2 separate regions of the Homo sapiens genome follow, and region 2 is linked to region 1. The links are chromatin loops, found by intact Hi-C in ENCODE. Cell type or tissue: K562. All regions are shown on one strand. Links, peaks and the distances in the headings refer to the core of each region. The heading gives the core; the rest is flanking DNA. Region 1 holds the start of LINGO1-AS2 (LINGO1 antisense RNA 2). Region 2 holds the start of LOC141374963 (a long non-coding RNA gene).

The links. Hi-C counts contacts between places; a loop is a spot of excess contacts. Peaks named below come from ENCODE experiments on the same cell type or tissue, not always from the same donor. Only the 100,000 strongest peaks of a DNase experiment are listed, where the experiment ranks them.
Region 2: a loop joins it to region 1, with 12 times the contacts of the local background. A loop is called at or near these places in 4 of 110 quality-filtered maps.

The regions. Positions count from the first base shown.
Region 1 is chr15:77,657,645-77,663,004 of GRCh38, reverse strand. LINGO1-AS2 (LINGO1 antisense RNA 2) reads right to left here and starts at 2,954. Exons shown (of 3, transcript NR_120362.1): 1 at 2,840-2,954. It also overlaps a transcript of LINGO1 not described here. RefSeq lists an enhancer at 2,159-3,080. In K562, for the core only: a CTCF peak has its summit at 3,099 (motif pointing left); a DNase peak (open chromatin) is centred at 3,124; H3K4me3 peaks cover 173 bases; H3K27me3 peaks cover 2,332 bases.
Region 2 is chr15:77,782,566-77,787,925 of GRCh38, reverse strand. LOC141374963 (a long non-coding RNA gene) reads right to left here and starts at 790. Exons shown (of 2, transcript NR_199613.1): 1 at 679-790; 2 at 1-37. It also overlaps a transcript of LINGO1 not described here. RefSeq lists enhancers at 2,508-3,009, 3,085-3,668. In K562, for the core only: CTCF peaks have their summits at 1,914 and 2,805 (motif pointing right); a DNase peak (open chromatin) is centred at 2,825; H3K27me3 peaks cover 2,310 bases.

The DNA.
Region 1 (5,360 bases), core at 103-5,102:
TTCCCCCAGAGGCGGAGTCCTGCCTTTCGAGTGTGGTGAAGCACCGGCTTCCTTCCTGCAGGGGCCTTGCTTGTCCCAGAGCCTCCTGCAGTGCCTGTCTTTTTCCCAGCCCAGGGAGTGTGGGTTCTGTGCGGTGGTCAGCTACTGAAATATTGCTGTCATCGTGTGCATCTGTTGGTATACACATGTGCAGTGTGTGTGCCTGCGTGTGACCAAGCTGAGGGCACATGTGCACAGGATGGCTCAGGAGTCAGTCCATCGACTTCAAAGTATTTTAAAATATAGAACCAGAGACCTTCTGGCTTCAGAAGGGGCTAAAAGGATTGATTTTTAGGTCACAGAGAGGCAGGCAGGCCTGCCTTCACCCACCAGCCCTTCATGGAGTAGAGACCCCCAGGCTGGGCATTCAGGGAAACCCAGGGCCAAGGAAGCTAGTCCTTGGCCTTGAGCTGGGGGCTGCTAAAGAGGAGTTAGAGGGGGCTGGAAAGGCTTCAAGAGAGGGTGGAGGGTATTGGCTTTGAGAGAAGGTGAGGGTGGGGTCATGTTCTCAGTTGGGGCTGGGCAGCCTGTTCCCTCTTTGAGAACCTCATAGAAAAGGGTTTCCTGCCCCCTCATCCCCAAGGGCTCCAGCCAACCCCATCCTTCCTCCCTCTGACCGCCCTTCTCTCATTCCCCACAGCCAGGCCAAGCTGTAACTTAGTGCTCAGAGGCCCCTTGGGCAGGAGCTGGGGCAGCTGAGCAGGGTGGGGTGGGGGTAGGAGCTACCAGTACCACGCCTTCCCTCTGCTAACCCTACCTGACTGGGGCTGTGCACTGGGGCCCCAGAACTGTGTAGGCCAGGGTCACACACACTCACATATGTGGGTCCTCCTGGATCAATGGGGTATGGAGCTGGAAAAGGTCTAATTCAATCTGTCAGCCAGTTATAAGTTATTGTACTGGAAGTGGCTCTTGCCTCAACCTACCTACCATCTCCTCTTGCCCCATCCAGAGGTCATGGAAGCTCCCGTTGAGGGGAGTCGGGCAGGGTGGGTGCAGGCAGCATCCTGGGCAGGAGTGGCCCATGAGGATTGGGAAAGAATCAGAGACAGCATCCTCTCCTCCAGACCATGGGCCCTGGAAGGGTCTCCAAGACTCTCTGGGTCAGCACAGCCCTTGTCCACACAGGGAAACTGAGGCCCAGCAAAGGTAGAGGGCTGGCCTGTCCCTGTGTGAGATGTGGGCCATGCTGTCTCTGTTTGCTCAGGCCCCGCTGGGAAGGGCAGGAGGGAAAAAGAAGCAGAGGGTGGGGCGATCAGTAGGGGAAAGAGGACAAGGGTCTAGGGTGCTGTGAGGCACACTTCAGGCTGTTTACCCAGCAGTGTTTGAGCCCTCGGGCCAGAGAAGGTCTTGCCTTCTGCCCTCTCAGGGATGGTGGCCCAACCCAGGAAACAGATAGTGTCTGGCGCTGAGTCTCATTGGGGGCTTCAAATGAACTGGCAAGGCACTGTCATTCCCATTTCATAGATATCCAAACTGAGACCCAAAGAGAGGCCTGCCTCTGGGAGGTCTTCCACAGCTGAATACCCTCAGCGAGGAGGCTCTGCTTGCTGCCTGAGGCAGAGCTGGGAGTAGCTCCTCTGGGAGGGTGGGCATTGGGGGCAGCTTGTCCCCAGGACTTCCCAGCCTTCCCTGTTTGTTCCCATGCTGTCCAAGAACTTCTTCTGCAAGTCTGACCACAGTCCCTCCTGCTTTAATTTCATCCCACCACTCATGCGAGATCTTGTCAATCCAAAGGTCTCTCTGTCCCTCTGCCTTCTTGGTGTGGGGTGGGTCTGGGGGCTCAGGCACTGTCCCTGCAACCTGGCTGGCTCCTGAGGGCAAGGGATGAAGCTAACCCATCCCAGCCTGCCCACCCAGGCCAGTTTGAAAATCGGCTCGCCTTTGCCCAGCATTGCAATTCTCATCACAGCCTCTGCCCATCTCATTTCTGTTAAACTCATTTGCCAGCTGAAGGCCTTCATTTTCCACTCTGTTTGCCCATAATCACCCCCTGACCCTGTCCTGTCTCCCCAAACTCTCCCTGCAGTGCCCAGCACTGTGATGAGCAGGCAGCCAGGCTCAGGCACAGCCGCAGCCCTCCATCCATCCCTCCCGCCTGTCTTGGGAAGAGGCCTGTGCTCCAGGCAGGGATCTCATCCCTGCCTCTGTGCATTCCTCTACTCCCAAACCAGACACTGGGAAAACTACAGACAGACTCTCAGCCCTTGAAGGCTACTCACCCTCCACTCTCTGCCTGTCCACCCAGGCCAGGAAGGCACTGTTCTAAACACTGTGCATGTATGAAGTCCCTTAATTCATCCACTAGCCCGAATGAATTTCTAATTGGTGGGAGTTTAAGGAGAAATGTTGACAAAGGGAAACTGAGGGAGCAAGAGGCAAACTTCTCCCTCCTCCAGGGCTCCATCCCTGCTCCCACTTGGTACAGAGAATAGAGCCCAGCTGTTGCTGCAAACCATGTCAGGCATCTGCTGAGGTCGCCTCGGGAGAGCAAGGGAGACTCTGCTCTCCCCCCAGGGCTCACCATTCTCCCATGAGATGCCTGCAAGGGTGGGGCTTCAGGCCAGGCACCCTCCCCTCCGGATCTCAGAGCACCCCTGAGAAAGTCCCTTGGCGCCGAGTATCATCACACAGACTGTGGGAGGAATCAGAAGTAATGTCCTCTGAGGCCTCGGCACCCCTCCACGTCTTACCATGGCTGAACCTCCGCCTGGCCCCCTGGACACCCTTGACTCTACTCCAGGCTGGACATGCCCGAGGGCCCATTTCTAAGCCTATTTACCATGAGCCTCAAACGAACCCTATAGAGTGAGTGGAGCTGGGACAAGGATCCCCATTTTGCCGGCAGGGAGATCGAGGCTCAGAGAGGAGAAGTAACTGTGCCAACTCCTCCTCTTCAGAATGGTCTGATGATCTCTTCCTGGAGCATAGTGTAGGGAAGGGTTTATTGCATTCTAACAAGGACTTTCACTATTTTAAACAGAAGAATGTGCAATAATGGTACGATTCCAGGCCCCGCCCCTTTCCTCTCCACCAGGAGGTCTTCTGGTTCCCAGGGTGCCCTCTGCTGGAGGAGGCTAGGCAGCTGCTCTAGGCTGGCCCCACCCCACCCCACCCCAGCCTCTCCCGCCCCACCAGCTTTCAAGGTCAGGCTGCCTGGTAATACAGTAATTGATCTGGGAGACTTCCATTATAAATCTGCCAGCTGGCCAGGTGGCACGCCCCATGGTCCATCCCATCCAGCCCCCCATGGTAATGACCACTCCTCTGTTCCTGTGTGGGAAGGTGACTGGCCACTCTTTGCTTCTCCCCATCCACTACCCCTGTAGGCAGGAGCCCAGGGACTCTGAACTCAGACAGAGGTGACATGGTTCTGAACTGACCTCACACTTCAACTGCTGTGTGGTCTCAGGCAAACTACATGCCCTCTCTGAGCCTCCATGTCCACAACTGGAACATGGTTCTGGTCAGATGGCCTTAAGGATCCACTGTGACAAAGTGGGAACCGAAAGAGTGTCCATTGTGATGAGGGCTCCCTTGAGACCTCTGCTTGAGGGTCCTTGGATGGGGGAGTCCTAGGTAGGGCATGATTGCACCTGTCTCTCTCAGCAAGTCAGGGAAGACTTCTTAGAAGAGGTGGCATTTGGGCTGGGTCTTGGAAGATGACAGGACTCCCTAAGGTTTGGGAGTGGGGACAGTGGTGCATGGTGTTCTGGGGACGGCAGGAAAGGGTCCTGTACAGAGCCATGACCAGCCCAGAGCATTAGGGTTTTTTCCTTGCAAATCTAACCCCATCAAGCCCTGCTTATACGCTTCAGTGGCTCCCATTGCCCTACGGCTGAAGTCCCAGCTCCCTGAGGAAGCTTCAGATCTAGTCCCAGCCAGCTTCTCCAGGCACCCAAGCCACTGCCCTTGCCCCCAGGGCTCCAACCTTAATGAATTTTTAAAATTCTCTACAATCTGTGACCTTTGCACCAAGCTGCTCCCTAGTTTGACTCAATGACCACAATAAAATTGAATCCTGTGACTAGATAAAATCTCCACTCCACTCTATTCCAGGGCCCACGGGCCCTTTGTGATCTGCCTGCCTCCCTTTCCCCTGCTCCTCTCCCACTCCGTCCTCGCTCAGTCTTAGCTCCTCTGTTGCCCCCCAGATCTTCACATTGCTGGTTTCATCATGTTCAGGACTCAGCTCAAGTGTACTCAACCTAAAGTAGCCTTCAGGTGACAGTCATCCTGGTTTGCCCAGAACCGAGGTGTCTCCTAGGATGCAAAACTCTTAGTGCTGAAAGCAGACATTCCCAGACAAATGGGGATGATTGGTCACCCTCATTTCTTTCCAGTCCCTACTGCCAGGCCTGCCTGCTTTCTTTTCTTCCTCTTTCTTTTGTTGGAAGTCCCAGTTTGTCAGTCTGTTATTACTTGCGGATCGGCTGCCTTCCCCTGGCCTTGAGCTGCTGGAGAACAAGCCTGCATCTGCCAGTTCAGCACTGAGTCCCCCTTGCCCAGAACCACGTGCGGTGAGAACGGTGCTCAGCACCAGCACCAGAGCATGCCTGGTCAGTGTTTGTTGAGCGAATGGGTGAAGTGTGTACACAGACTGTTTCACTGTGGACCTGGCCTCTCCTCTCCTCTCTGGGCCTCAGTTTCCCATCTGTACTACAAGGGTGGGCTTTGGGAGTCCCAGAGAGGGCTCTCCAAGCCCCAGTGCCCCCACATGCAGGAAGTGAAGAGAAGAGCTACTGCCCAGCTCGGTGTGAAGGGCTGGGCATGCGCCGGACTCCAGGGTGGGCAGGGCAGGGCGGCCCTGCTGACGGGGAAGTGTCACAGTCCTCACCTTCCTAGACATCCCGCCGTCACCTGAGGGCCATTTCTGGGCCAGGCCGTTGGTCCAGACCCCAGGTTGGGGGCATCCAGAGTGATGGTGCCGACTGCCAAGCCCCACTCCCCTCCCACCCCCGGGAAACAGATGGCCCAAGCTTGGGCGGGCGGCAGAGACGGGGACTGGCATTTGTGTGTGTGTGCGGTTTTTTAAAAATCTGACACATTTTTGTCACGTCTTGGTGCATCAGAACAGTAAAGGAGGCGGGAGTGTGAAGAATGTTTTAACTCGCAACTTTGTAACAGTTCCAGTTTCTCCGGGCCTCCTCCCCCTCCCTCAAGCCCCCGCGGCGGAGCCTCCAAGTCCATCTGTTCCCGAATCTCTACTCCCTGCCCCCCTAAATCCATCCCTCCTTCCTTCAGTTGAGGGGGAGAGATCCTCAGAGGAAGCAGCTTGGGCCCTTCAGAGGACCCTGGGCAGGGAGGCAGGGGACCTACTT
Region 2 (5,360 bases), core at 270-5,269, 120 kb before region 1:
CTTGGCTTTGTTAGCCTTTGCATTTAGTCTGCAGGTTCTGGGGAGAGGAGATGGTGAGGAAGCAAAATTAAAATTCCTCTTTGAGAAGTTAACAACTTCCCAATTAAAGGATTCTTATTTGTGAGATGCCTTAGAGGCCTTTTCAATCAAGAGGCTCTTCTGAATAATAAAAAGGCTGAGCTGGGGTTGGAGTGGAGCCTAAACTGCCAGCAAGGAGGTGGGGACGCTGAAGATGGGCACACCGGCCTCGTGTGGGATGGGGTGGCAAAGGAGTGGAACGCTTTTCCGCTCAGCGGTTGGCAGGGAGGTTGGCATGGGGAGGGCAAAGAGGAGGGGACTGTTCCCACCCCCACCCCCCACAGCCCTGAAGCCCCCTCCAGTCCCCAGCCTGAGCCGCATGCGTGGGAACCCTCCACCGGGACCCCTGTGTCCTTCTGGCCCACACCCTGTGCTTAGCCTCTGCACACTTCCCGGAGGCTCCCTGCAGCTGTGTTTCTTGTCCTGCTTGGCTCTCGGTTTTATCAGTGCCTGACCACTTCCTAACACTCAGCTATCCTGGGAGCACCCTGCCAGGCTCCTCTGGCTCTTCGCCTCAAGCCAGGGTAGAGGAGGGGGCAGGTGGGAGAGGCGAATTGGGATTTGCTAAGGATGGTATGCGGCAGTGGACGCAGGCCCGACCGTGCGCTCTGGATGGGGGCGGCGTCCTTTTGGCTTCTGAGATCCCAGCTCCCTGGTGCCCATGCCACACCTGCTATGCTGTGCTCTCACAGGGGTGGTTTTGTTGCTGTTTGTTGGGTGTGTCTACCTGCCTTTCAGCCAGGCACCCCCACCCAGTGTGATCCAGCTGGTTTCCTGGGAGACTCTTGGGTCTGTCCCAGTTGGAGCTGAGTGTCTGCGGGTGTCCCACGAGAGGCTCAGCCTCAGGTCCTGCGGGGCTGACCAGTGTGCAGAGTGCCCTGAAAGTGCCAGGCCTGGCTGGGTGCTTCCCATCTTCACAGCAGCTGAGAGGCAGCTACCACCACCCTTCTTATAGAAGAGGAAGCAGAGGCTTTGTGAAGTGAGGTGACCCTTTATGCAGAGAGGGGTTCTTGCTGAAAGGACTTGTCATCCTCTGTCCTCCAGGGCCCTCCAGGTCACTAAGCAAAGAAGAACTGGAGACATTGGCCAAGCCCCTCCCCTCAGTGGCCAGCCCAGGCTTTGACTCTGCCCCAGTACAGGCTGCCCCAGTAGTTGCCAAGGTCATTCGAGGAGATGGTGCCACGGGTGGCTCCTCTGTCCAGGCGGCATGGAGGGCGGCGGGAGTGTTTGTAGCCCATACCTGCCATCCCCTCCCTCCTCTGCATGGCCTACTTTCCAGGCGCCATTGCAGCCGAGGCCGTCTGTGTAAATATCCAGAACTGTAGGAGCCCGGCCCCTCTGAAAGGTCAAATAGCCACGCAGGCACTCCCCAGAGGCCTGGGGTTGGGGACCATCCAGCAGTCTGGGCCACCAGGGAGGGGAGAATGGGTCCTGCAGATCCCAGGGGTGGTGGGCGGGATGAGGTGAGGTGTCCTGATTGGCTGCCCTGACCAAGTGGGAGCTGAAATAATTTGGATTCAAGTCCCAGCCCTGCCACTTACTGGGTGGCCTTGAGCAAGTGACTCAGGCTCTCTGGACCTCTTTTTCCTCCCAAGTGGCATACTAACCTCCCTGAGGGGTGGTGAGGATCAGTTGGGATGGCACAGGTGAACCTGCTGGGCCCAGGGCTGGTGGGTCTTGCATGTGGAACCTGGATTTGTGGGCTGTGTCTTAACGGCACTGTTTGGTGGTGCTGGTTCCTGTCTCAGCCCTGCTTGCTTCTTGCAAGTGATTCATTTCTCCTAGTCTCAGTTTCTCCCATATGCACAATGGACATAATGATACCTACCTCACGGAGGCGTTGTACTCCCTCAGTGGGAGTTCTCTGTGCCCTTCCCCCGCCTCACTGAATGAGCCTGTCCTCCCTAGGTACACAGTGGGATTTGCCTGGGGTTGGCCGCCACATCATGAGTAGGTGACATGGTCCTTGCCTCTGGATAGCAACATGAAGTTAGAGGGATCAAGGAGAAATGCTGTGAGCCTCAGGAAAGGGAAGGAGATAAAAGCTGGGGAAGTCAGGGAGGGCTTCCTGGAGGTGTCTGGTCCTTAGAGCTCGGGAGGATTTGGGGAAGCTGGGGGTGGGAGAGAGTGACAGAGAGCACGTGTGGTTGGGAATAGTGTGAACAAAGATCAGGCAGGAGGAGCAAGCCCAGGACAGGGCATGAGCTGTCTGAGAGCTGCTGGGGGCTGGGGGTCAGAGCCCTGAGAGGTCCCAGCCCTGGAGCCCTGGTCGGGGTAGAGGACCAGGAGTTGGGGGTGGGACCACTGTCTCCTGACTAAGGGCAGGGGGACAGCAAACATGCAGCCACGGTCCTGGGACACAGCCTTACCTGGGGGTTGCAGGGAGGGGCAGGATTTAGCATAGGGTCTGTGGACAGGACTGCCCACGCTCCAGGGCCTCAGTTGGGAAGTGCAAGGGCCTGTGTAAGGCCTGGGAAGAGGCTGGTGGCTGCTGCCCAAACTGGCAGGACCCCACCTGTGGAGATCAGCCTGCGGGCCGCCTTCAGCCAAAATGTGTGAACTAGGGGCTCTGGCTGCTTGAGGGCCAAGAGAGGGAGATGTGGGAGGGGTCTGCAGTGGGCTGAGAGGGCTGGGAGGCTCACCCTTGGTGGAGCACCCACTGTGTGCCAGGCCCTGAGTCAGACTCACTCCCAACTTGGGTTTGTGTAATTTGCATGACAGCCTGGAGAGGGCGCCGGCTCTTAGACTCATTCTAAGGAGCTGGAAACTGGGAGAGGCAAATGACTGGCCTGCCCTGGCCGTGTTTCAAATCGAACTCCACACATCATGCTTTTTCAGTGGCCCCATGCTACTCCCCAGGGCTGTGGATTTTAGAGGTGATGACCCCGGACTTCCCTGGGCAGGCTTGGAAGAGCTATACCCAAGTATGCAGTCTTCCTTGGCTTTGCCTCTCTTAGGGAGGCTCAGAGAGGTCAAGGGAGTGATCCAATGCCACACAGCGCTGGGGTCTGCAGTACCTGGCTCCCTGGAGGGCATGTGCCATGATCCCTTCTCCCTGGGGTCTGGTGGCCCCAGCCAAGCCCTACCAGGTCTAAGAACCCAGGGGACCTTCCCAGGTGTAAGACTACTCATGCCTCTGAGCCACCGAGAGAGGCTTTAAAATCTCAGCTCCAAATTAAAACCTATGAGCTCCTCAAAACAATGAAAAATTTCCCTAATAAAAGGAGAGGCACACTCAGGCATGTCCTAAATGAATGGAGTGACTTCAGGGATTAATTCAGGATGTATGGGAGGGCACCCAGCCGGGAAAAGTGCGCAGTGGATATTGTAACAAATTGTTTGCTCACAGGAGGAATAATTCTTAATGTGCACTGGCTGCAAAGGGAAGCTACCTTTGCTGCCTGCAGCACGATCCCTCATCAGCCGCTTGCTGGGCAGGGTCTCTGCTAGGGCAGCCTTACCTGTAAGCCTCTTGGCCTTCAGTGACAACCTTCCAACCTCACAAGCTGGCCTGAGTGGGACTGAGTGGGCCCTGCGTGTGTCCTTAGAGCCCCATGGCCTTCTGAGTTCTGCTCTCTCCTGCTGGCTCTGTGCCTTTGGCTAGGGTGGGGAAGGTGCTGGCTGGAGGCCAATTCTTCCTCTTCTGCTATGCGAACCAACTCTTCCTTTTGGGACCTCCCGGAGACCCCGGCCTGCCAGTCCCCCCACCTCAGACCACCCAAAGGAGGGTCCTGACAGATTGTCTCTCAGCATGCCTCAGTTTACCTGTCCCAGGCTTGGGCAGCTGCCTCCTCCCCAGCTCCCTTGCCTCGGGGATGAGTGGGGTGGGCGCAGCACCGTCCTCCCTGGCCAGCCCTCCCAGCTTCCTAATGTCTCTGTGCCAAACCTGGAGGAAAGGCGAGGCAAAGTCAGTCTGCACCCAGGAACATAAATGAACACCACTGAGGTGCAAACGGAGAAAGGCTTCCTGTATCCCACCTCCCACTCCCGGCTGGAGTGGGTCCAGCACCGAGGAAAAAAAGCACTGGCTCCTGAGTCAGGCGAGCCTGGATTTGGGTCTAGCTTCCCTGCTTTCTGACTCTGGGACTCCAGGCAACTCCCACAATCTCTCCAGCTTCTTCCTCTATAAGACATGGGATTCGTTTTAGCAGCAGCAGCAGCATCTCACGGTTTTGAGATACAGTCTCATCTATCCACACAGCCGTCCTAGAGGTTGGGACCTGGGATTATCCCCATTAAATGGACGAAGAAACCGGGCTCAGAGGGGTGAAGCCTGGTTCTCTCTGCTTCCTTGTAGCTGCTTCATGAAGTTGTTTAGAGAAAAGGGCCCTGATTATAGATTCTGTTCCATGAATGTCAGCCCCACCTGCTCCCTTTCCTGAGCAGAAGAGGTGCTGAGGCCCTACCAAGGTAGGGGCAGGAGACTTTGGGAGCAGGGACCCTGATCCTTCTCACCTCTCCCGTCTGGCTTGGAGCCAGCCTGCCCTTTCATTCACACCTTCATTCACCCGCTCATCACTTGATGAAACACCTATGAAGCACTGTATCCCCAGCAGCTAGAACGTTATGCACACTGCTCCTCCCCTCAGGTAGCTTCCCATCTTGAGGGAGTGACAGCATGGCAAACAGGTAATTTGGGTAACCTCAGACTGTGCTGAGCTCGGGAGGGAAACGACAGGGCCGTGGAATAGGGAGTGGCTGGGGCTGAATGAGCAGCTCCGATGGGCATCCAGGCGATGGGCATCCAGGCAGGCCTCTCTGAAGAGGTGACTTTGAGGCTGAAGGGGCTGAATGTCAAGGCAAAGGCTGGGAGGTGGGAAGTAGCTGGCTGTGTCTGGAGACCAGGAGGAAGACAGTGTGGCTGGTGGGTGGGGAGTGAGGGAGAGAGCGGGGACAGGGGTGGGAAACAGCCTTAGCCGCCCTGCTGAGGAGCAGGGGGGTGCTCTGGAGGGGATTAAGCCAGTGAGTGACAGGGCCTGATTTGTGCTTTCCAAATTCCTTTCTGGCCTCTGGGTGGAGAGAATGGATTAGAGGCTGTGGCAGGGAGAGCAGGGACCCTTGAGGGGAGGTGGGTGCAGGGACCCAGGAGAGAGGTGGAGTCGTGGCCACAGGGTGGGGGTGCAGATGGCGAAGAGTGGGTGGCTGGGGAAGGGGTTGGAGAGTGGCTATGGGGTGGGAAGGCTGAGAGTCCTGGTCGGGGCGGGTTCAATTTGGCCCAAGTGGCACCGTTTTCTGAGATGGGGAATATGGCGCAGGTGGAGGTGCAGGCATCCTGGTTTGGA